Regions from separate parts of the Homo sapiens genome. Here region 2 is linked to region 1. Evidence: chromatin loops called from intact Hi-C (ENCODE). Cell type or tissue: breast epithelium. All regions are shown on one strand. Each heading gives the region's core, and the rest is flanking DNA. Links, peaks and the distances in the headings are about the cores only.

Region 1 (17,588 bases), core at 5,629-13,628:
TTTTTTTTTTTTTTTTGTATATTTAGTAGAGACGGGGTTTCACCATGTTGGCCAGGCTGGTCTCGAACTCCTGACCTCAGGTGATCCACCCGTCTCAGCTTTCCAAAGTGCTGAGATTACAGGCATGAGCCATCATGCCCGGCCCTGAACAAGTTTTTTTAGCAGAGGAGTGACACGTTCAGATTTGCATTCTAGAAAAATTTCTGTGGTCTTAGCAGGAGAAAGGTTTTAGAAGCAGATGGATCAGTTAAAAGATTGCTATAGAAATTTGGACAAGAAAGGATGATGGCAGGAATAAGTTGACAACAGTGGGAAGAGACAGGGTGGATGTTTAAAGTGATATTTAGGATGATGATGGGAAGGGAGAGAGGAATTAAGCATAAATTCCAGGTTTAAGGCTTAGACTAGCAATAGATAGTGGAGTCACCCACTAAGACAGGATACACATGAGGGAGCTCAAGGAAGAGATTGAGGCTGGAGACATAAACATGAGCATTATCTGCATATAGTTAATTCAAACCTTTGGGTGAGTTTGTGGAGTGAGAAAAGAAGAGGTTTATGGATGGAACCCTAAGTAACTCCACCTTTGAAGTAGCTGGGTGAGGAAGAAAAACCCACAAAAGAGCTTGAGGAGATGCGTCCAGGGAGCCCATTGGAAATACAAGGAAGAGTGAAGTCACAGAAACCAATGGATGAAAGCTTTTCTAGAAAGTTCTAAACAGTGTCAGTGCTCTCACAAAAGGACCTAAACAAGCACAACTCCAAATGTAATTAACTGCTTGTGCATATCTAACAAACATGAATATTTCTCTTAAGTAAGCATTATTCTCAGTAATCTTATTCACAGCCTCGATTTGCTTGTCTCAAGAATGCTTTGAAAATTCTCTAAGAGTGAAGTCTGAATTCGTGAAGGTTTTCCAAATTTGGTTTTCAAATGTTATTACGTGTCGGTTCGTGAAGTGCATTTGAATGTCAGAGTTGAGAATGTGGAAAAAAGTAGACATAAGGAAACTTATTTTAAAAATGTTTTTCAACTTTAAGGAAAGCATCTAACAACCCACTACGTTTAGCATTTCATGTGTGTTTATGACCTGTCAAAAACTGCCAGAAATTTACTTGTGAGCAAGAAGTAAAAGATGTTGCCTGTTTGTTATCTTTCAGAGCGTCCAAATTCTGAAAGCCACTTTGCAACCCAAAAAGAACTTTCCTTCATCAGTGGACATATGTCAAAGAAGAGAAACATTAGTAATAGGATCCAGGCCATGTAATGTTCATTAAACAATTAGATGCTGGTGCCAGTGTGTAATCGCTTTTTTCCATTTTATTTTCAACAGTTTGAGTGTTCCTAAGAGGCTTGCATGGGATTGAATCTGGTACTTTCATCAGAATTTTAGTGTATTTTCAGTATTGGTAACATCTCCTCTCTCCTACTTACACTTTGCAACAGACTCTCCTGGGTCTGATTTGTGCTCCTTCTTCTGAATGTTTAGTCAATTTAATATACACAGTGGAAATATTCTGAAAAAAAAAAAAAAATGCTAGGTTTCCAGCAGAGTCATTTCAAAGATGAGGTGTTGTTTAAAAACAAAACCATACCATCTATCACAATTACAAGGCAGGAAATACAATGCTCTACAATGTTTAATCAGAGCTTTTCTTAAGGACTCTTGTTTTCTCAGCCTTACAAGCACCATAAACTTCTCTGAAGATGATTTTGTGGCATCCCTCTGAAGCTTAAAGTCCTGGAAAAACTGAACAATGTTTACCGAATGCTTTTCATTTAAAACTGTTTTGTTGAATCATTATTGAAATGGAAAAGAAAGTGTAATACGAAGCATTCGTGGTCAATGCTACCTATTCCTGGGTCCAGGACAGAAGGCCTGCGTCTAGCCAAATGCCCAGGATAGAGTACGAGCACAGGCTCTCTTATCTCCTTCTGGGTGAACACGAGGGGTACGAGGGCAGGTGGCAGAGGGCGTGAATCCCAGTCCACAAACACAAGGTTGACGAGTTTTCTTTTGTTTTCTGTAACAACTTAATTTATAATGCCAAGCTCTTATTTCTTCTGGCTGGCAGAAAAAATAAAAAATAAACAAAAAAATGCATAACCTCAGTTTTCCCAGGAGTCCCTCGCCCGTGGTTATTAACGCCAGAGTTTCTGGAGCTCACGCAGTGCCAAGGCCTCTGGGGTGAGGCCCACCTGGTCCTCGCTTCTCTGTCTACAGATCCCTGAGACAGCCTTGCCCTTGCCTGGCTGTCCTGACCCCTCAGGTCTAGTCACTCTGTGCTGTGGCTCCCGGGTCCCCAAGCATCTCTGCTGAGGCCGCCTTTGAGTCATGCTGACATCACTCTCCCAGGAAGCAGTGCTTGGTTCTGTGCTCCTGGAGCCCCATCTGTCTCTCTGTCACCTCTGCATTCACCTCCTGTTAACCAAATGGGATTTCTTTCTAGTTTGGGGAAATTGCTTCTTTCCTTCCATGTTTCTTCAGGACAATCTGTCTTTTGTTTTTTGTTTTTGTTTTTGTTTTCCATCGAATCCTCTTCTGCTGAGGGCTTAGGCTTTTGTTTCCAAAGCTTAGAAGCAAAGTCTTTGCTTTGTGCCTTGCTGCAAACCTCCTGTGAGGCCTGAGCACAGAGTCAGCTATTATCTGCTTGAATGGGAGGTGGCGGGTAGGGGCCGGTGCAGGAGGGCAAGAGAAAAAGCAGGGATAAAATGGATAAAATCACAATAGCTAGCTAGCTCGAAATATTATCCAGCCAGCACTCCACACACATACACCTCCCCTGACTACCCCTGGAATTTGGACACCCAGTGTCTGTGAGGAAATGCCACCTTGCTCCCTTGAGCCACACTTCCTGATTCTGTGGTTCCTGGAGTCTGTGGGTTTTCATATACAGACATGTCCACCATGGAGCCCTGGGAGAGAAACTTCCCTTTAACTGAGAAAGGAGAAGGAGCCCTGGAGAGTCATTCAGTAGCAGGACCAAAAAAAGAGCCACACATCTGAGCACAGCACTCCACCATGTGAACCATTCTGATCCAGCACCCCCGGGGCTTACATGCACTGGATGGGAGGAGTATAGGGAGAAACAGAACAAACTGTAACCCCAGAGTGGGCCCAAGGAAGGCCGCTGCCGGCCTGCACCTTCCCACCTCCACCATCCACACACAAAATGAAACACACAAAAGGGCAGGGTACAGAAGGTTGAGTTCTTTCCCCTCCAGCCAGAGAGAGACCTGGGATGAGCAGGGACATCAAGGGCTTGTAAGTAGCTGGAGAAGGGAGGAGAGATGGCCCAAGGTCAACTAGAGGTCACAGGCAGTGTAGCGCCATCCCAGAGCTTTATCAGATTGACAGGCGCTCTGGAGCGGGAGCTCCAGACAGCATCATCTAGGTGATCAGGAGGCCAGCAGAGCGGGCTAGGGAAGGGCAAGCAGTGGCATGAGTTATGTGTGCTGCAACCTCCTGCCACTGCCACTGGGGTATTCCCAGAGATACAGAAGAAAGGCTGAGGGAAGAAGTTCTGTCATTGTGTAGGTGGGGAACGGGCTAGAGAGGCGGATCTTATTTTAGCAGAATTAGGGGCAAACTGCTAAAGAACCTTAACAAAGATCTGTAAGCTAAACGGAGCCAGGGCAGTTACAGAGCTCCCCATCCACATCCATATCTCCACATCCGTATTTTAATCCACATGCCATAGTGGAATACGATGAGCCTTCTACCAAGGTGAACCCAGGTTTAAATTCCACATCTGACATTTCCTAGTTAAGAAGTTTCTTTGGCAAATTGCACGATCTTGCTATGCCTCTTTTCTCTCATCTGTAAATGAGCATGATAATTTTTATAAAGTATCTAGTATATTACCTGCCACATAAGAAGCATCAAAGAAATCAGAATTGCTGTTGCTGTTATTAGTTTATCACTATTATCATCTGATTCCTTGATTTCACAAAGATCAGGGAAGGAACGTAGTGCAAAAAACCTCTTTTGAGTTTTGCTTTTAAGAGCCTACATTGCACCAGATAAGAGAGGAGAGAATATAATCAAATGTACAATGGATGACTTCTGCGAGACCTTGGACAAGTGGTCATTCTTTGTTCACTCACCAAAGTCACACACTTAGGTTGCCATAATTTCTCTGGGGGTATTAGGACAGTCTGCAAAAATGGTGGCATTTGCTGAACTTAAGCAGTGAACAGCTGTGCTGGGCTAGAAATAGCTTTTCAAACGATGAATTCCTTTGCCAAGTCAAAGGCACAGCTCACAGTGAGCTTGGAACCACAGAAACATATAATAGAGAGGTCTCCTTTTGGGGGTGACACCCAGCAATCTTTCACCTTCAAAACAGGGAGATGGCCAATTTCTAGAGCACATTCTTTGGCCTGTTTTGGAACAAAGACACAAGGAAAGATTCAAGGAAAAGAGAAGCCTTCATAATTTATTAAGGTGACACAGGTTCATCAAATCAAAATCCCAGCAGGAACTGTAAGTTATGAAACTTACAAAGCTTCTGGCTCCTACCTCCTCCGTTGCCTGTTGTCAAGGGCATTTGTGGACATAATAGCCAAATATCTGTCCCCAAAACCCAGGCCAGCTAAGGAAAGCAATACATTTGGTGGAAAAGCCATAAAAATAAAGACATCCTAGTAAAGTGGTTGGACTATTCTTGCTGCATTTTGACCAGAAAAGGGAGCTATGGAAAGATCCTGTCACTGTCTGTGATCTACTCACCATAAAATCATAAATCATAGACAATGGCAATGCAAGGACCTCAAAGGTATAGCTCTTCTCCTCTCTCTTGCACAAAGGCTTTAAGCTAATGTATGGCAGCTTCAGAACTAGAACCAGGGCTCTTAACTCCTAGCCAGAACCCTTACCACAACTTAGGCAGATGTCCCAGAGGTGGCAAGAGCACACATTTTCACAAAGTGCTCTAAGCTCATTAATGAAAAGTTGCCATTTAAACATCAATCAATATTTGCATCTGGGGATTAGGAATGAGGATAACAATGCACGTTGAGGCCAAAGGGACCAGGAGGCCAAAGGAATCTAGGCTGCCTCCAACTTCTGATCAGACTGAGCTCACAATTCATCTCCAAGTCATTTTCTTGGAAATTACATTACACTTCCATGCAGAAATGATGGTATAAATGGTGGTTCAAATTCCAAGGTCAGTTTAGAGAAGCTTATTTAACATACAACTTTGCCTGAAGTACCTGACTATTTCTGATATCCCAATTGCAACAAACCACCATTTGTAACTCTTTCATTCAAAAAAAGACAAATTCCAGGCCCCGAAGGCACTCAGATGGCAGCAACAAAGCTTATTCCTCAAGTGGTCACAGTTTCCCTTGCAGTTTTCTGGATTCCAGGGTCTTGGAATCAGGGGAATGAGTGGGAACTCTGGGACCTTGCTAATGATCTACTCTGCTGCCTCTAAACCCAGCCCTTGGATTGCACTTGTCACTGGAAATGGTCTCACTGGTCTAAAGTGAAATACAACATGTAAGTCTAGTTCAGAAAGTTTTTCATAAAGCAAAGTGTATTCCATTTAAAGAACCACCCTTGATTCTGGAGATACTTTTCTCACTTTCTGGTGTTGATAAAATAAAAACTTCAGCTGAATTAAATGTAAAGAAGTTTAATTGAGCAATGAATGATTCATGAATCGGGCAGCCCCCAAAATCACGGCGGATTCACAGAGACTCCAGCACAGCTGCGTGTTGGAAGATTTATAGACAAAAAAGGGGAAATGACGTCCAGAAATCGGAAGTGAGGTACAGAATGACTGCATTGGTTACAGCTCAGCGTTTGCCTTATTTGAATACAGTTTGAACACTCAGCAGTGTATAAATGGTTGAAGTATGGCTGCTGGGATTGGCCAACGCTTAGCTATGGTTACAGGCCCATACTCTTGAGTTAGGTTTTCAATCTTGTCTACCTACTAAGCTAGGTTGCAGTTCGTCCACGAGGATTCAAATATAGAAGTATGGAGTCCTTCTCAGGCCATATTTAGTTCACTTTAACAGTGCTGAATTGTCTTTTTGGAAAAGATTGTAGTAAATGCTATTTGTTTTCTTGGTATTCTTTCTTGGAAAAAATAACATAGTGGCAAACCTATATGGCTGGTCCACAGAACTGCATTCCAAAATTTTGAGAATGCCAGTTCTGAGAACCACTGCTCAACACCTGCCCATTTCTCTGATGAGTGGGGGAAAGGAATTTGCTGTAGTGTTCATTCCTTGGGGCTTTGTAAGGGGTGAAAGGGAACTGAGGAAGCGGATGGGAATTGGATGTCCCTAGTTGTTTTAGTTCAGGCTGCTGTAACAGAATACCACAGACTGGGTGGCTTAAACAACAGAAATTTATTTCTCACAGTGTTGGAGGCTGGGAAGTCCAAGAGCAACGTGTTGGCAGATCTGGTGTCTGGTGAGGACCCACTTCTTGGTTGACAGAGGCTGTCTTTGTATCCTCACATGGTGAAGAGCAGAGGGATCTCTCAGGGATCCCTTTTGTGAGAGCACTAATCCCATTCATGAGGACTCCACCCTCACGACCTAATTAACTCCCAAAGGTTCAACTTGCTAATACCATTGCACTGGGGGTTAGGATTTCAACATAGGAATTTGGGGGGGACACAAACATTCATTCTGTGACACTCGTCTTTTTAGCATTGGTGTATGGAAGCATATGGCTCACTTATGAATTAAATGTCCCAAAAGAGGAAGTGATTGGAATTGTTAACTTTCTCTAATGATTTAGAAGACAAATTCTGGGTGAGCCGAGAATACCCCTCTTAGAGTTTATTAATTGGTTCTAATAAGATATATAGGCTATTTCAGGTAGAGACTAATAATTCTGTTGGGAACTACTATCTCCTGAGGTATGGGTAGAGGTTGTGGGGGTCAACCAAGCAAATCAAAACTAACAACCAATTTACAAGGAAATGTTCAATCTACTTAACAATATGATCTTTAAAATAATGCTTAACTATAAATTTGCATTAAAAAATGCAAATGTTTTTGAGACAGATTTGGGTAGATTTTATTTAGCACTCTTGTTTGTGTTATTCTGGTCTTGAGAGTAAAAAATAAAAGAAATAAAACGAGCCCATGTTCGCCTTCTGTTAGTCACCACCTCCTTTGTGTGCTCCTGGAAATCTCTTGTAAACACCTTCAGTCCCGGTTCTCTCATGGGTGCTGCCTTCAGCCAGGCCCTCCTCTCTCCCGGTCAAAGCATGGTTTTCAGACTTCTTTTTAAAAAATTACAGAATACTTTCTTCAAAGAAAATCTATAAGAAACTCCAGATTATAAATAAAAGAGAGCTGCTTTAGTTGGAGTAGGGCTGGGGGCTGGATCCCTGCTGGCTCACCCCCTGCCTCCCTCATTCATTCATTCATTCATTCATTCATTCATTCGATACATATTAACTGAAGCCCTAGCCTATCAACTTAGCTTCCTGATTGGGTCTCCTGGCTCCAGTTACATGTCTTTATAATCTACTATCCATTATGATAATAGAAATAATTTTTTAAGACTCAGCTCTGATCTGATCACTACCCTTTTCAGGAACATCCAATTGTCTCCTCGTCGTCTTCTGATTGATATTCTCCCTCCTTAGGCCCTTCAAAGTTTGGATCCAGCCTGCATTTCCCACCTCCCCTTCTGGTGCCACAATCTGTCTCCCCGAGACTTTCCCCAACACACCATAGACATTCATGTCCGCTTGCTTTTGATCATGCTGCTGTCTGCCTGGACTGCCCTACTTCCTCCTTTCCACTGTGCTAGTTTATTGTTTTTGTGTGTGTGGCTATTCCTTCCTCAGTGAAGCCTCCCCTGGCTACCAAAGTCCCTCTCCCTCAAACTCTGTATCGATTGTTAGATGCCATGTGTCTGGCTACCCAGCTGTTGCTCAAAGTTGGCCTCATATTTTTACTCATCTTGATATCTCCAGGATCTAATATCATCAATGTGTGGTTGATTAGGAGTAGCAAATTGGTTGTATTTCACAGGCCAATTCCTATGATTAGGTAGTAGTTGCCTGGAATGCTATCTTGAGAAAGACCCTGTCTGACCTAGACTCAGTGGGAAAGTCACTGATTGACTAGCAGTGTTGGCCACAGGAGCGTGAGAGTGAAGACGTGCTTTGCTATGCATCTGTCCTCCTGGCAGCAAATGCACAATAATGTTTTGCTGGTGAATACATGAGTGAATATATTTCTTTAAAATTATGAGATTTAGGCTTTAGTAGTTCAGACAACCTTTTGTTTCAGTTTAGTGAGCTTTTGCTGGTTCAATTTCCATAAGTGACATGAGTATTTCACCTTGAGCTCAAGTAGATGTTCTGGCAAATGTGGGTGCATCTTGAGCTGGGATGCAGCCCTGGGGGGCATCACTTTGTATGAGGTAGTTTGCAGGAGGGCTTCTGATGGTGGCCCCTGGGCAGGTTGGAGAGCTGATGTGGGATGCGGGAGAGAGAGAATGGAAAAGGGGCTGTACAGTGGTGACCCTATGGTGTCAGCCATATCTTACGTGCCGAAGGAGATGTTTTTATGAAAGGGTCAGTGAGACGTGAGCGTGCAAGTGGCGTTACTTTAGTACAAGAAGTAGAGTGAGACACAGAGTCAGGGAATGGGCTAATCACTGCTCAGTACTGTGAAGGGCCCAGGCTGGGTGTGTCTGGGCATGTGTATCCCCTGAAGAGTCAGCAGGGAACCACTATGCCCATGGGGCCTGGCGGGATGTGTATGACTGTGCACCCCTGGCAGAGTGGGGCCATGGCTGAGATGCTACCCAGTGAGAGACGGTGGGTGCCTGGCAGGCATGGTAGTCATGCCAGGAGTAGAAAAGGACTTGTTTGGGAGCATGAGTGAGTCACCTCTGGGGAATGTCAGTACCGGTTGTGGGACACTAATTTGGGGCAAGTCAGGAATGGATAAAAGCCTGTGTAATCCAAGTTAGTACTAGTGCTTTGACACCTTTTATTCCTACATTCTGATGAGATCTTAGGCATGACTTGGGTCAAATGGTTTAAGGAAAACAGTTCCCGAGGAAGACATTTATTTAGAAGAAGTTGTCAGGGCTACAGCATGCATATCCTTCTATTGCCTTTTGCAGTGAATTGAAATGATGTCATACAGTAAATGTTGTGTATCAGGGAATTTTGACTAGAGTAACTAATTAGGGAATCAGATTTAAGTAACACAGAGAACTGAAGCCCTGGCTGGTTCATCTCCCTGAGGCCTTTGCTGTGGAGTCAGCAGATGGATGTTTTTCAGGCAGTTTGTTCCCGTGCTCAGTTTGCAGTATGGGGAGGGGGTGAGGATTAGAGGATCGTCTCACAGTGGTGATTTCTGGAATGGCATATGGTTTGGGGTTCCCTGGGGGAAAAGAGTGGCCTATGTGCAAATCTTAAGTCAGATGTGGCCCCCGGCATCTGCCATGTCACCCAGCTAAGAATTGTTTGACATTTGCAGTAATGAAACCTTCATCCTGGATAGAGCAGGACTAGTTTTGTCCAACTGGCGAGATAACCTTGTATTTAAAATTGTAAAGCCCCGATTCTTGGGGTCCTCCCTGACTTTAGGACCCACATAATCAGGGCCCTCCTAGCCACCCAGTGGGGCAGTGCACAGGCTTCCTCCATTAGTTTGTCATGGGCAGAAATTCAGCTCCTCTCAGGTTGTTAAATGCAGATCACGAACCATCTGTTCCTTGTGTTTTCCCAGGTTGCAAACTTAATCCAGGGAAGACGGAATGTTTTGCAAACTCTGCAGCTATTAGTTTCCCTTCTGATCACACTTCAAGGTTGTGGGATGGTTTTCAAATGGTAAACTCTCCTTAAGCTGGAGTCATTGAAAATGTATGCTATCAGCAGTGTTCAGAGGAAACGTATTTCAACTGACCAAGCAAAAAGGCCTCTGGAAATCTCTTTGCCTCTGCTCTGTGATCCCATTGTCCTATTCTCCCTTCACAAAGAAAGAATTTAACCTTCAAGAAGGATAGTCTGGAAATGATCTCTGTCTCTTATCAACGACTTCACCAGATGCTGTCCTTGCCCCCTCCACTTGTTCAACGGCAGGGGATGCATTTTTTACGTGCATCTCAGGGTGCCAAGGAGGGTCCAGGACACTTTTGGTGTAAATAGAGAAGAGGCAGGGCCTGTCCCCCTCATTCCAGGCGGGGAGAGCTGCTTCAGGATGCTCTGATCGTTGGTCTCCTTTACACAGATGCCTCTTGACACTCTAGGAGAGGTACCTGAAGGCTCTCTGGGGCTGTGTTAGGAAGGAAATTGATCACGAACTCCCTGATGACTAGGGAGGCTGAACTGTTTGTATATGTACTGGCCATTTGGGCATTACCTTCTTCATGTTGCTTGTTAAGATCTTGCCTATTTTTCTATTGTTTGTTTTTCAGATAGCTCATCTTGAACAGGGCTGGACAACCATAGCCTGCTGGTTGGCTGCCTATTTGGGTAAATAATACTTTATTGGAACATGCCCATTAGCTTACGTATTGTCTGTGGCTTCTTTCTCTGGTGCTAGGGCAGGGTCAAGTATTGCGACAGAGGCTGTATGGTCTAAAATATTTACCATCTGGCCCTTTACAGAAAAAGTTTGCTGTCCCCTGCCTCAATGGTCCAACTCTTTCTAGTGATAAAACGACATAACTTACATCCACAAGAAGATAGCACTTCATACACCCAGCAGATTGTCATAGAGCATAAAGTGAGAAGAGAGAAACACCCAGACATACCAACAGAGAGACACACACAAGTACATTCCCTGCAGGATTGTTTGTCAGAATTTAAAAAGTGGGCAATTTTCACTAGGAAAATATGCTACAAATTTTTCTATATACATACACTGGAATACTTTTTTAAGATTTAACATGGTTATAAGCTTTCAAAACAAAGTTGAGCAAAAAAAAAAAAAGCAAGCTGCAGAGTGATACATACAATAATAGCACACTGTTTATATAAAATTTGAAAATATGCAAACTTAATCCACTATATTGAGATTAAGGATACACAATGAGCTAGACCACACTACAAAGACTGGTCCAGGCTGGCTCTGGAGGGCTGGCTGGGATGACTCCCACATTGGTTTACTGCTGGACCCGTGTGGAGGTGAGAGTGGGGAGTCATCTTGCTCGGACCTCCCTTGCTCCTCAGGGACGCATGCCCGAAGCTCTGTGGTCTCAACAGCCCTCATGGAGTGAAGAAATCCCTGACAGTAGGATCTCTTACCTGTGGGCCCACTGGCTTTCATACACTGACTGGGGGCCAATGTATTGTCATACAGGGATTTCTTGCTACACCACAGTTGTAAACACCCACATTTTATTTATTTGCCGAAGCACTGTAACTGCCCAATGGGTTCACCTTGCCCGCTGCCTACATAGAGCTGATTTATCAAGACAGGTGAATTGCAATGGAGAAAGAGTAATTCACACAGAGCCGGCTGTGTAGGAGACCGGAATTTTATTATTACTCAAATCAGTCTTCCCAAGCATTCAGGGATCAGAGTTTTTAAAGATAATTTGGTGGATAGGGGCTTAGGAAGAGCTGATTGTTCAGGTTAGGGGGTCGAAGTTAGGTTTTCTTAATGTCTTCTGTTCCTAGGTGCTATGGCAGCACTGATTGGGCCAGATTACCGATCTGGTTGGTGTCAGCTGATCCATCGAGTACCGGGTCTGCAAAATTTCTCAAGCACTGATCTTAGGCTTTACAATAGTGATGTTATCCCCAGGAGCAATTTGGGGAGGTTCAAACTCTTGGAGCCAGATTGCTGCATGACCCCTAAATTGTAATTTCTAATCTTGTAGCTAATTTGTTAGTCCTGCAAAGGCAGACTGGTCCCCAGGCAAGAAGGGCGTCTTTTCAGGATAGGGCTATTATCAGCTTTGTTTCAGAGCCAAACCATGAACTGAATTTCTCCCCAAAGTTAGTTCGGCCTATGCACAGGAATGAAGAAGGACAGCTTGAAGGTTAGAAGCAAGATGGAGTTGGTTAGGACTGATTTCTTTCACTGCCAATATTTCCTCAGTTATAATTTTGCAGAGGCAGTTTCAGCATCAGTCCTCTTCAAGATTCTGGTTCAATAGGCTTGACCATGTGTAAGATAATATATGTACAATATGTAAATAAATATTGAATTCAGAAGAGTAGTTATCTCTGGGAGGAAGAGAAAAGAAGGAGATCAAGAAGGCATCCCAGAGGGCAATAATTATACCTATAATGTTTTATTTCTTTAAAACATCTGACACAAATGTGACAAAATGTTACGATTTAAGTTGAGAGCAGGCAATGAGTAAGTCTATAGGGCAGAAGGAAGCTGGTGGGTAGAGGAGAATCAGGGTTTGTTGGTGGAAAATGAGAAACATCTATTTGGGGGAGAAGAGAATGGTGGGAGCTAGCACTCAATCTAGGTTGATATGTCTACTGCTCACTATTTGACAAATATTTGTTGAATGGAAAAATTCAACACGGTTTTATGGAGCATTAAATGCCAGACACTACAGGTGGGACACAGGGATGATACAGATCTTTTGTTTGTGTCTTCAAGGTACTTACGACCCCCTGAAAGAGAGTTTATGCCAACAACTGATGACCGTGCAAAGTAGAATGGGAACACTAGCACAAATGCAAGCATTAGCAAAGTACTGTGGGGAGCACCAGGGGAGAGACCACACACATGGGAGGAGGAGGATGGGATCAGAAGATTCTTTAAGCAAGAAGTGTGGACTCAACTCATGAGACAGGAAAGACTCTCTAAAGGAGGAGATAAGGAAAGGGTTCAACCCAGGGAATCCTGAGGGGGTTGAGCTAAGCACAGCCTGGGTGAAAAGGACATGGTATGCTGAGGGAGGACAGAAAGCAGAGCTGGAGGGGTGGAGAGAGACAGAGAGAGAGAGAGAGAGAGAGAGAGAGAGAGAGAGCAGCATCACAGAATGGAAATTAAGGCCAGATGGAAGGGGTTAAGAAGGCTCTGTTTACCTTTCGAGCTTTGACTTCCTTCCACAGACATGGGAAGCCTCTAATTGCTGGAGAGGTTGGGGAGTGCAGTGTGATCAGCCCTGCCAATCACCTGCCAACATGGGAGTGTGGAAGGAATAAGAAAGAATGGGAGGCAGGGAGGCCTGGGAGAAGGCTGTTGAAACATGTCCAGGTGACAAATGGTGCATGCCTCTGCTCAGAGGATGGCTCTGGAAATGGAGAGGTGGGGACACAAATGAGGACCCGTAGAGGTAAGAGGAGTGAGGTGTCACCATCACCCTGAAGGCCTCGCTCCTGGGAGGGGCCAGCCATCATGGCGGCTGGACTTCCACACAGCAATCAATGGCAGAGGTGGAAGCCCAGGTTTGTCTCTGTGTCTCTAGGCAATAAGGCAGCATTTTCCCCTGTGCCATGACCCCTCACATCTTCCCTCAGAGTCTGGTGCAGAGCTATTTTCTCAAGAAGCGCTTAGCAACCCAGGTTCAAAGAGCAGCAGGAAGAAAATGGATTACCTCAGAGACACTGAAGATTCTCCTTAGCTTTCAGCACTTGAGATGAAGAGACAAACTTCCAGAGCTATGAGGCCACCATCACCCAGTGACGGTGGGGCAGAGCTCCTCTGTCTGAACCTTGCCTTGACTGCCAAAGACACACGAGCAGCCTGGTGAAGCAGGAAGACCCCCAGAGAGACAGAGAGACTGGGTGGGTTGAGCTCTTTCTAGCTTTGTTCTCTTCTGCTGTGTGATTCTAGGCAAGACCTAATCTGGCCCTCCAGTTTTCTCATGGAGTGAAAGGGTGGAATCAGAGAAATCCTTTGTTAAAATGCTTTGGTTGGCCAGGCACAGTGGCTCACACCTGTAATCCCAGCACTTTGGGAGGGTGAGGTGGGCGGATCATGAGGTCAGGAGTTCGAGACCAGCCTGACCAACATGGTGAAACCCCAGCTCTACTAAAAACACAAAAATTAGCCAGGTGTGGTGACATATGCCTGTAGTCGCAATTACTCAGGAGGCTGAGGCAGGTGAATCGCTTGAATACGGGAGGCAGAGATTGCAGTGAGCCCAGATAGTGCCATTGCACTCCAGCCTGGGTGACAGACTGAGACCCCATCTCAAAAAAAAAAAAAAAAAAAAAAGAGAAGAAAAAATGCATTGGTTGCAAGCAACAAAAATGGACATTTATAAACTTAAGCCAAAAAAAAAAAAAAAAACAAAACAAAACCAAAAACAAGAGATCAATGATAGATTCCTATAATATTTAGTACTTCACAGAATTGAAGGGAAGACTGGAAAACTGGGTTTGAAAAAGGACCAGAACCAGGACAGCATCAGGGTCCAGTTGACAGGATTTATCATCAGTGGTCTGTTGGGGGACAGTGGTGGGCCCCTCTGGAAGGAATGAGCTCCCATTGCCTCCCCACTCCTCATTTTCCTCATTAACATTCCCAATCTAACTGGTCTAGCCCGCATCACATGCCACCCCTTGGGGAAGGTAGATAAGGGCTCACTGGTTGACATTTTTTTCCCAGCCACGCATAATGGGAAGAAAGGTGGTTCCCTAAGAAAACTGGGTGTTGCAACCCCAGGAAGATAAAACGTATGCTGACTGGCCAAAGTGCTTTTTGAGTTGGAGGTTTCTATGGAGCACTAAAGTCCAGTAACCTCTAGCATGCAGTGGGCCGTGGGCCATGGATGGAACCTCATAATTGTGGACCATAGACCCTTCCCTCTCTCCAGTTGGGTGGAAGGGTGGTGGGTAGTGAGGGGTGAACAGGAGAGGGGCTAGAGGAGGAATGGCCACAGCTTGAGGGATTCTGGGGGGATCTTTCTCGTCTCTACTGAGGGCACCTTCCTTGAATCAAGGGCTGCAGTCTCCGCGGAGGCATTGTGAAATTGCTCGCTGGATCTTTTTTCTTCCAAGGTCAGAGAATTAGAGGTCATTCCAAAAACTTTCCATGGAGTCCCTGCATCTGACAGCCTATACGAAGCTTGATGGGGAAAGGGGCCAAGGAGCTAATATTTTCAGAGGACTCTGGGGGAGGATCCCCCAGAAAAAGTCTTCAAATTCTTGGGAAAAAAAAGTTTTAACAAAATAACTAAAATTGGAGCCTATGACACATTGACAATTGGGAGCTGAGTTCTTTTGAGGACAAGCATGAAATCAAGAATTATTCACAGTTCTGAAGGGAAGAGTCTTTGTGGGCTTCCAAAGAAGCTTCAAGCCCAGGACTGAAATGAGGGCTCTGGTGCCAGGCACAGCTGAGGACATGCAGAGGGTCATTTTAATCACCACATGCCATTGATCCAGGCCTACAATTCCAAGGTTAGGCAGGGCAACATCATAACCTGAGTCCCACCCAACACTGTTTCTGAGGGATTCAAAAGACAGAGACTATTCAGGGCTGCTCAAACCTGGGAACAGACTCAAGCTAAGGCCTAAATTAGGAAATATGGTGGAGGAAACAGGTAGCAGGGTAGTGACTCCCAGTGTAGCTAAGAAGAAGGGGAGCAAGGATAGGACTGAAGAACTTCAATGCACCCACCCTGACCCCTCTACTCACCAGCAGAGGCCAAATGTGAAGCTACCATGGGATGTCACCATAGTGAAAAGGGATCCTGCAGGTTCTCTTCATCAGGTAAGGGGTAGATCTTCTTTACCCTCAATCAATAATTCTTTTTTTTTTTTTTTTTTTTTTTTGAGATGGAGTCTCACTCTGTCACCAGGCTGGAGTGTGGTGGCACGATCTCAGATCACTGCAACCTCCGTCTCCCGGGTTCAAGCAATTCTCCTGCTTCAGCCTCCCGTGTAGCTGGGACTACAGTCCCGCGTCACCACGCCCAGCTAATTTTTGTATTTTTAGTAGAGATGGGGTTTCACCATGTTAGCCAGGATGGTCTGGATCTCTTGACCTCGTGATCCGCCACCTCGGCCTCCCAAAGTGCTGGGATTACAGGCGTGAGCCACCGCACCCGGCCAATAATTCTTATGCACATCTTCACCCAACACATCATTCAACTTGGTGAAGAGACACTACATCTTGACCCAACACCCAAGGATGTCTTTGGACATGTCTAGGATCAGTCAGGATGAGAAGAGAGAACCCAATAGATGGGACTTGAAACTTGGTCCAGAGGAAAGAAGTAGAAAGAAGCCAGGAGGTGGGGTTAATGCTGTGGAAACAGTGAATAAACCCCATAATAAACCAAGTGACAGCTTGGCTGGCTGAGCACAAGAGCCCCATACTGCTAATCATACACCTACATTAACTCTGCTAAGTCCATCTATTTATGCAAACGTCTTTTGTAGACTGGTAGACTTCCTATAAGCCTTTTCCATCTTGCTGTTTTTCTGGTCTTTAGTTACAATGGCCTTATGTCATTTCATCTGTATTAATGTCCATGCCATTCATTTCTATCTGGGCCACTAGATTAGAAGCTCCTTGAGGTAGAGGATGCTGTCTCATTCATCCTGGTGTCCCCAGAATCTGGCATCATCCTGTCCATACTGTCAGACCTCAGTCATTGTGGCTGTGTTTGATGGAAAGCAGCAGGGACATGGGGCTCCTACAAAAGGCACTATCTTCTCCACCCGTGCTGAGTTAGAACCTAGGAAAGTTAGAACCTGGCATGCAGTGACGCTATCTTGGCTCACTGCAGCTTGAACCTCCACCTCCCAGGTTCAATCAATTCTTGTTGTCTCAGCCACCTGAGTAGCTGGGATTACAGGCATGCACTACCATGCCCAGCTAGTTTTTGTATGGTTAGTAGAGATAGGGTTTCACCATATTGGCCAGGCTGGTCTTGATATCCTGGCCTCAAGTGATCCACCTACCTCGGCCTCCCAAAGTGCTGGGATTACAGGCAGGAGCCACTGTGCCCAGCCCAGCTAATTTTTTAAATATTTTGTAGAGATGAGGTCTTGCTATGTTGACCAGGCTGGTGTCAAACTCCTGGCCTCAGTGATCCTCCTGTCTTGGCCTCCCAAGGGGCTGGGATTACAGGGGTGAGTCACTGCACCCAGCACATCTTTGCTAATCTTGAGTGCACATGCAGTGAAGTCCTGAGGAGACTGGGTAGGCCACTGTCCTAGACATGTCCCTTAAGTGTCCTTAAGCCAACTCCAGTGACCAGCACCAATTCTTCCCTTGCTAGGGCATTATGCAAAACCAATTCTTGTTGGAAATAAGTAGGCCTTTGGCTGGGCTTGGAATTATTTATGGTTGCAGACATTCATTGTTGTAAGGTCTCAGTTGTCTTTTGACCACATGATGAAAACTATAGCCAACTCCTTACATGGTCCTCAATTGTGCAGGCTTCAGAAATGGAGCTCTATCTGAGCACCGTGACTCAGGTCCATGACCATCAAATGGTCTTCTGTCCTTCTAAGGAGGAGAGAGAGGTGTCTGCCCTAAACGTAGGCTTGTCAAGCAGCTCCAGAGCCTGCCTCAATTCTGGACATCTCAGCAACTGCCCCCCCTCCCTCCTAAACTACTGCACACGTTTATCTCTTGTTGACAAGCATCTGGCCAGAAAAGGCTCAGTAGTTATCAATGGGAATGAGGAAAAGCACTTTTCCATCCAAGCATTTCA
Region 2 (8,000 bases), core at 1-8,000, 770 kb before region 1:
TTTATCTCTAACTTCATGGTCTATGAAATAAGAACTGAAACCAAGAATAAGAAAGGTGGTAAATTTTTATGAATGCTTTTTAATACTATTTCTGGGTCCAGTTAGTATAAAGCACAGTTTTGTAGTCAAAACTATAATATATCAAATAGCTATCATGAATACAATTTATTTGACAGAATTCTTTATATATATATATATATATACACACACACACACACACACACACACACACATTTTTTTTTTTTTTTTTGGGACGGAGTCTCGCTGTCGCCCAGGCTGGAGTGCAGTGGTGGGATCTGGGCTGACTGCAGGCTCCACCTCCCTGGGTTCACGCCATTCTCCTGTCTCAGCCTCCCTAGTAGCTGGGACTACAGGCGCCCACCACCACGCCCGGCTAATTTTTTGTATTTTTAGTAGAGACGGGGTTTCACCATGTTAGCCAGGATGGTCTCGATCTCCTGACCTCATGATCTGCCCGCCTCGGCCTCCCAAAGTGCTGGGATTACAGGCATGAGCCACCGTGCCCAGCCAATATATTTTTAATATTCTTCAGCAACAATACCAAACAGCTCATCCTTGCACCCTAGTATTCTATCAATAGCAGGCAAGCTTCTCTAAGTATAGTACTACCAAATTCAATTTAAGAAATGTTCATAATATAAGCTCCCCCTTTTTTTAATTTTGGAGGAATCACTTACTCAGGTTTGGAGAGCATCTTTTCCAAGTTGAATTCTTTGAGGTATTTTATGATGGCAGCCAAAGAGCAAATCACAGGCTTCTCTAAGTTAACAATGCCAGAAATAATTTGAGAACCTAGAAAACAGAATATATTAACTTGTTATAAAAATTCTTTTAAATTAATCAAATTAAAAAATGTAATAAACAGAACCATTAACTTGTTAGCATTATTAAACACAAATTTTAAGTAAAACTTAATGGTTACCAAAATAATAATTTGGACAATATCTCCTAAAATTGACCTTTGGAAAAATGTAAATCATTACTAATACCCAGGGCATGGAAAAAAAGGGCATTTTTCTGATGGTGGAATGAACCTTTTTTGAAGAACAGGTTGTTTTTTCAAAATGTAAAATGCCCATCCCCTTTGTCTAGAAATACTCCAAACTGCATGTCAAGGATGTGTGTACCAGAAGGTGACTTAAAACATCTTTTGGAGTATTAAAAAAAAACTAGAGACCACCTAAATAAACATTAACAGCGTAGTACTTAAATAAAGTTGGGTAAATCCTGGTTATTATGTACCAACTAAATGGAATGACTTCCAATTATCTGCACTGATATGGAAGGCCATCTATAACATGTTGCTAAGTGAGGGAAAAAAGTTGTCTGATCAATTTCATGTCTCACCACAAACACTGCAACAGCTTTCCATCTGGTCTCACTGCTTCATCCTTGCACCCTACAGGGTATTCTTAACAGAGCAGCCAGAGGAATTCTTTTTAAAATGTATATCAGATCATTAGACTATTTTGCTCAAAAGTCCTCCAACATCCCCCAACTCATTAAGAGTAGAGGTCAAAGCCCTTAAAGTGACCCTATACTGCCTGCCATCTCCTCTTTATTTCTGAGCTCACCTAATGTTCTCCCCATCAGTTACTCTGTTCCAGCACACAGACTACTTGCTATTCCTTAAACATGCCAAGCACTCTCCTACTTAAGATATTTTGTACTTACTGTTGTCTCTGCTTGAAATACTGTTCCTTCATATGTCTATATGGCTCTTTTCCTTAACTCCTTCAGTCTCTATTCAAATCTTCGTTCAAGTGCTGTTTCTCAGTGAGGCCTTCCTTTACCATCCTATTTAAAAGTTCAACCCACTCCCCTGCCTTATTTTTTTCATAGCACTTATCACCTTCTAACACACTAGTTTACTTTATTGTACATCTCTCACCATTAGAATGTAAACTCCAAAAGAGCAGGAATTTTTGTCTGTTTTATTCCTTATTGTATGCCCAATGCCTGGCATATAATAGGCATTCAAAAAATTAGCTGAACGAATAAATCCCAGTTATGTTAAACAAATACAGAGAACTATATGTGTATGTTTATGTGTGTATGTGTGGAGTTTTACACAAGGATATATGCCAAATTGTTAATGATAACCCCTCCGACATATAAGCTGCAAGGGCAGAGGACAAGTTTGAGGGCAGGCACTTTACTTTTTTCCTTATATACGACTACACTGTTTGACTTTCTTGCAATAAGCATTAATTACTTTTAGAAGTAAAAAAACATATATTACAAGATGTTCTCTACAAATCAGTAAAATATCTTATTAATTTTAACTATAGGTGTTTATAAAACCAGAGTGTAAATGAAGTGCTAACAACACCTTTCCGTTCCACTGAGAAATTGATTTTCTTTTAACTTTCTAGCTTTCTTCCCCAGAAAACATGACAAAGATGGTGTATCAATGTGTTAGAAGTAGCACTGCCTGTGGTAAAAATGACCAAATATCAGTAAATTACATCTGGACTGAGAAGAATTATAAATACCTGACTACAGAGTTTTGGCCTTCCCTTAGTGCGTTGACTTTTGTCAACTGGCGTGTCTTTTGTAGAGACTGCAGCAAGAAATACAGGCTCCTCAAGGGCCTGGAGCTTCTAAGCCAGGGTGGCGCTTACGCTCACTTGATGTGAGTCTCCTTCCTTCATACACTCTCCCGGGCACTGCCACAAAGTCTGCTGTGAGGACTATCCCACTAAGAGCAACACATGCTCTGCTTGTAAGGTGTGTTTTCTGGCCCATATCTTTTAAGTAAATCTGGTACCACGGATAGGTCATGGTAGTCTTAAGATTTATCAGGTCTTTAGTTGAACATAAGATGACCTCTCGGTAATACTGAACACTGGTGTTAGAAGTGGGATACACTTGGCTGGGCGCAGTGGCTCATGCCTGTAATCCCAGCAACTTTGGCAGACTGAGGTGGGAGGATCGTTTGAGCCCAGGAGTTCAAGACCAGCCTAGGCAACATGGCAAAACCCCACCTCTACAAAAAAAATACAAAAATTAGCTGGGTGTGGTGGCGCACGCCTGTAGTCTCAGCTACTTGGGAGGCTGACGTGGGAGGACTGCTTGAGTCCAAGAGACAGAGGTTGCAGTGGGCTAAGATTGCACCACTGTACTCCGGCCTGGGTGACAGAGTGAGACCTTACAGAAAAAAATAAAAAGAAGTGGGATACACGCTCAGACACTTTATTTGACCAAGGCATCATGAAATTAAAGAGACATGCTAACAAGACACTGATGCCTAGATGCAAGGAAATGCTAACTAGACACTGATGCTTAAATGGAGCAGTGATGGGGAGCTGATGATGAACACTCTCTAGCATGTGACAGAGATAAATTTCCTCCATATGGAGTAGGATGAAGATTAGAGTGAAGCCAAGTTTATGCCAAGAGGGAAAATGTCTATTCACCTCACCATCCACAAAATGGACCCTAACATAAGCTGGACTGGCAGGAATGTGAGGTACAAATGAAAGTAAACATTAATGCCTGATTGTGGACATGTGAATTAGACAAATAATGATTACCTAAAATATTTCGACCTGTCACTAGATTCTGGTGTTTTAATTTTGGCAACCAACCTTTCAAAATGCTAGTCTTCATCAGAATATTTATCATCCAAACAGTCTATAAAATACAAAGATACTAATGAGCCATCTTTAAAGATAAGCAAAAAGGAAAGATGGTCAAAACTCCTTCCACTCTGATGAATATGTCAAAACCATCAACTTACTAGCTGGTCATAATTTCAAAAGAGGCTGCAATGGTTCTTTTTGTTTTTTAACAGACAGGATCTCGCTTTGTTGCCCCGGCTGGACTGCAATGGCATGATAATAGCTCATTGCTGCCTCGAACTCCTGGGCTCAGGCGATCCTCCCCTACCTCAGTCTAACCAGTAGCTGGGACTGCAGTACAATAGTGTTTCTGATGAGCACAACAACAGTGAGCTCTTCTTCTCCCACATATTTATAATAACTACCTAGTCATCATTAAATTGAGAATCATACTAATACCTTTATCCAAATTTCAAATCAGTTCAACTTGAGGACATACAGGGAAAATATTTACCTTTGATGTCAACTGTATCTTTTGCATAAAACTCTGTAACTGCCTGGAAAGCATGGCTGTATTCAAAATAAATGTTATCCATCCTTTCGACTCGAATTCTGTCATCCTGCACACTGAAAGAAAAAAGGAAAATTTCAAAGATAACTTATCCATTATCATGAAATGCTGGTATTTAGGTCTTGGCCAGAAGAGGAAAAAAAAAAGATAAAGATTTATTCCTTATTCTTTCCCAAGTTGAAGAAAGAGAGAGAAAGAAAGAGCTAAAGTTTCTCTGCCAAAATGCTCTATTTCATAAAATATTAAAATGAGTACTTTTTAATTTTTTTATTATCTTTTTTTTTTTTTTTTTTTGAGATGGAGTCTCGCTCTGTTGCCCAGGCTGGAGTGCAGTGGCAGCAATCTCAGCTCACTGCAAGCTCCACCTCCTGGGTTCACATCATTCTCCTGCCTCAGCCTCCCGAGTAGCTGAAGCTACAGGTGCCCGCCATCACGCCCAGCTAATTTTTTGTATTTTTAGTAGAGAGGGGGTTTCACCGTGTTAGCCAGGATGGTCTCGATCTCCTGACATTGTGATCCGCCCACCTCGGCCTCCCAAAGTGCTGGGATTACAGGCGTGAGCCACTGCGCCTGGCCAAGTACTTTTTATTAACTGCTATTTTATATCACCTAGCACATTGTGAGTATTTTATATCTATCATTATTTAAAAAGAAAAACTCATTGAAATTAGGGTCCATTATGTTACTAAATATGAAGAGAGAAAAACTGAAAAGCATCATTTTGATTTGATTACGTTATTTGTTTAAATAATCTAGCAACAGAATACAGCACTGAGTAACTCTTTCTTTGAGGGACTTTCTGCTAAATCTGTTTCTATCACAGTCTCCAGTCAAATATAGTAAATTAGGTTAACTCTCACTCTTTAAAGTGATTCTACAGTCCTCCTAAAAATATGTATAAAAATTTGCCTAAGTACATAAACAAAATCATAGCATGCATGCTGGGTAATGCATTTTCTTTTTCTATGTTTTTTGACTCCCTATTCTGTCCTCCTTCTCTTCTTTCTTTATCATCTCACTCCCATGACTGTTATCTCTCATGTTAACAGCCTAGAATGAATCTTTCCATATTTTTTCATGTTCATATTTTGGTCATACACAAGCATATATAATATATGCTCATTATATATTACTACATTATAAAACTGAGATGATTTTATAAACATATTTCTGTGTCTTGTTCTCTTCACTTAATAATTCTTGAAAGTCCCTCCATAAAAATGACCTAGCTACAACTCCTTCTTTTTAATGGCTGAAAAATATTTCATAGTATATAGATGCCACAATTTCTTCAACTATTTCTTTGTTGTTTGATATTCATTTGGTGTTAATGTTTTGTCACATGTTGCTTTAAAACATTTTTATTTAAAAATATAAAACTTTAGTTACAGTTGTAGCCTGCACATATCCCTCACTAATCACATCCCTCTACGATTTCCAGAAGGAAACGCTGGCCGGGCACGGTGGCTTAATGCCTGTAATCCCAGCACTTTGGGAGGCCGAGGCAGGAGGACTGCCTGAGCTCAGGAGTTTAAGACCAGCCTGGGCAACATGGCTCTCTCTACAAAAAATACAAAAATTAGCCAGGCACGGTAGCACATGCCTGTAGTCCCAGCTACTTGGAAGGCTGAGGTGGGAGGATCACTTGAGCCCAGGGAGTCAAGGCTGCAATGAGCTGTGATCACACCACTGCACTCCAGCCTGAGCAAGAGTGAAACATCGTCTCAAATTAAAAAAAAAAATTAATAAAAGAAGCAAACATTATCTTGAATGTGATGTATATTACCATGCATGTTTTCATGTTTTATAAAAAACTGTATCATTTCATGCTTTTCATTTTGTATGAGTGGTACTTTATCATAACCATACAAATTGATTTTATCCTCAATGTTACACTATTTCTAAGATTTATACATGAAGATACATGTGCTTTTTACATTTTAACAGCAGCTAAGTATTTTATTATTTCTTATATTTTCTAATAAATTTAAGATCTGCTTTCTGAATTTATTCACCAGAATTTATCTTTGTGGATAGTGTGAAGTTATAAATACAATTTCATTTTCCATATAATTAATGATCAAAGCAGCAATTAGCATTCCATACGTCCCTGATGATTTATAATGTTACTTTCACTGCATATTGCATTTCTATATATGTTTTTGGATTCTCCATGCTGTTCCACTGGTCTTTTTGTCTATCTCTGTATCACGACCACAGTCTCTTAATTTCTAGGGCTTGGCATCTATATCTAAAGTGGCAAGGTCCCTACCTTGCTCTTCAAGATTGTCTTGGCTACTCCTGGCCCTTTGATTTTCTTTGTGAATTTTAGGTTCACTTACCTTCGGTCTTCACAAGAAACTTACTGGGATTACTTTATTTATTTATTTATTTATTTATTTATTTATTTATTTTTAGACAGAGTTTCACTCCGTCGCCTAGGCTGGACCAGGGCTCATTGCAGCATCATCGACCTCCCAGGCTGAAGCAATCCTCCTTCATCAGCCCCAAGTAGCTAGGACTACAGATAGGCATTACCACGCCCAGCTAATTTTTTTGTATTTTTAGTAGATACAGGGTTTCGCCATGTTGCCCAGGCTGGTGTCAAACTCCTGGACTCAAGCGATCTGCCCACCTCGGCCTCCCAAAGTGCTGGGATTATGGGCGTGAGCCATTGCGCCCAGCCCTTATTGGTATTTTAATTTGATATGTAATGAATTAATTTAGAGAGAAATAACATCTTAAATAGAGGTATCACATTATCAAAGCTGGTATATTCTTCTATTCATGTCTATTATATCCAACAGTAATGTTCTGTAATTTCCTCCATGAAGGTTTTATACAGCTTTGGTTGTGCTCACTCTTAGATACGTACACATACCTCTCTCTGGTCTTTATCTGAAACAGGAACAGGTGTTGGGTGGGGCCCGGCCCAGCATCAGGGGACTCTACTGCACATTAAAGTTAAAGAACCACTGACCTATACAAATAAAAGACTGCTGCTATAATGAAAATTAGTAGATGATAGGAAAGAGTATTCCCAAAGCAAAGAGTATTTCCTTTGGAAGCTTATCTTATGTATATTGATGTAGGTATATCTAATGATCTAAGAACATCAAAAGTTATCTGTAAAGTAAAGCTATACTATAAACAACTGAGTTAAGATACTTTAGAAAGTTTCTCAATATTTTTTTCTTTGGCTCCCTATGCAGAACACTTTCTTGGTCTCTACATAAAACTGAAAAAAGACTTGAAACCATCCCCAGCACCAAAATAAAGCAAGCTTTTTTCTATTTTTATGATTTTCCTTCCTGAGCAAGGAGATCGTATGAGTTGATTTAAAAGTTCAATTACAATGCCTTGTAATAAATAAACAATAGTGAAACTTTATTACCTATTTTGCTTTACAATTAGGTTAAAATTCAGAAAGAAGGATTTATGACAGAAAATCTATAGTTTATATATTTTTTTTCTTCACAAAAACAGTTAAACAAATTCTCATGGGCATATGCCACACAACAATCACTGTTTCTTAGTTTACAATCTAAGACAACAGACAGTAATGTGGTAGACATATGTAAAAGATACAGAAAACACAGAAACACAAATGGCTATACCTCGTCACAAAAGCAGAACACTCCCTCCCTCAATATTATGAAAAGTAGAAATAAATGTATCATTTTATCAATGTAACACACATTTGTAATTTTTTGCTATTTTCCTTGATATAATATTTTATTGAAATAATTGTTGTTTTTTGTTAGATTCAAGCATAGTTTTTCAGTCTCCCTAAATCCTGCCATAAAAAGAGACTTTAATAACCAAACTAAAACCCACAGATAACA

What was found. Hi-C counts contacts between places; a loop is a spot of excess contacts. Peaks named below come from ENCODE experiments on the same cell type or tissue, not always from the same donor. Only the 100,000 strongest peaks of a DNase experiment are listed, where the experiment ranks them.
Region 2: a loop joins it to region 1, with 10 times the contacts of the local background. A loop is called at or near these places in 1 of 110 quality-filtered maps.

The regions. Positions count from the first base shown.
Region 1 is chr5:79,947,753-79,965,340 of GRCh38, reverse strand. The region is part of intron 2 of LINC01455 (long intergenic non-protein coding RNA 1455); the gene reads right to left. All of the region lies in intron 2 of LOC105379048 (a long non-coding RNA gene), which reads right to left. Among named protein-coding and RNA genes, the nearest start is that of LINC01455, 20 kb to the right of the region's middle. In breast epithelium, for the core only: no CTCF peak of the experiment used is centred there; a DNase peak (open chromatin) is centred at 8,826.
Region 2 is chr5:80,721,664-80,729,663 of GRCh38, reverse strand. It overlaps MSH3 (mutS homolog 3), which reads right to left. Exons shown (of 24, transcript NM_002439.5): 9 at 4,099-4,211; 10 at 699-813. Among named protein-coding and RNA genes, the nearest start is that of DHFR, 71 kb to the right of the region's middle. In breast epithelium, for the core only: no CTCF peak of the experiment used is centred there; no DNase peak of the experiment used is centred there.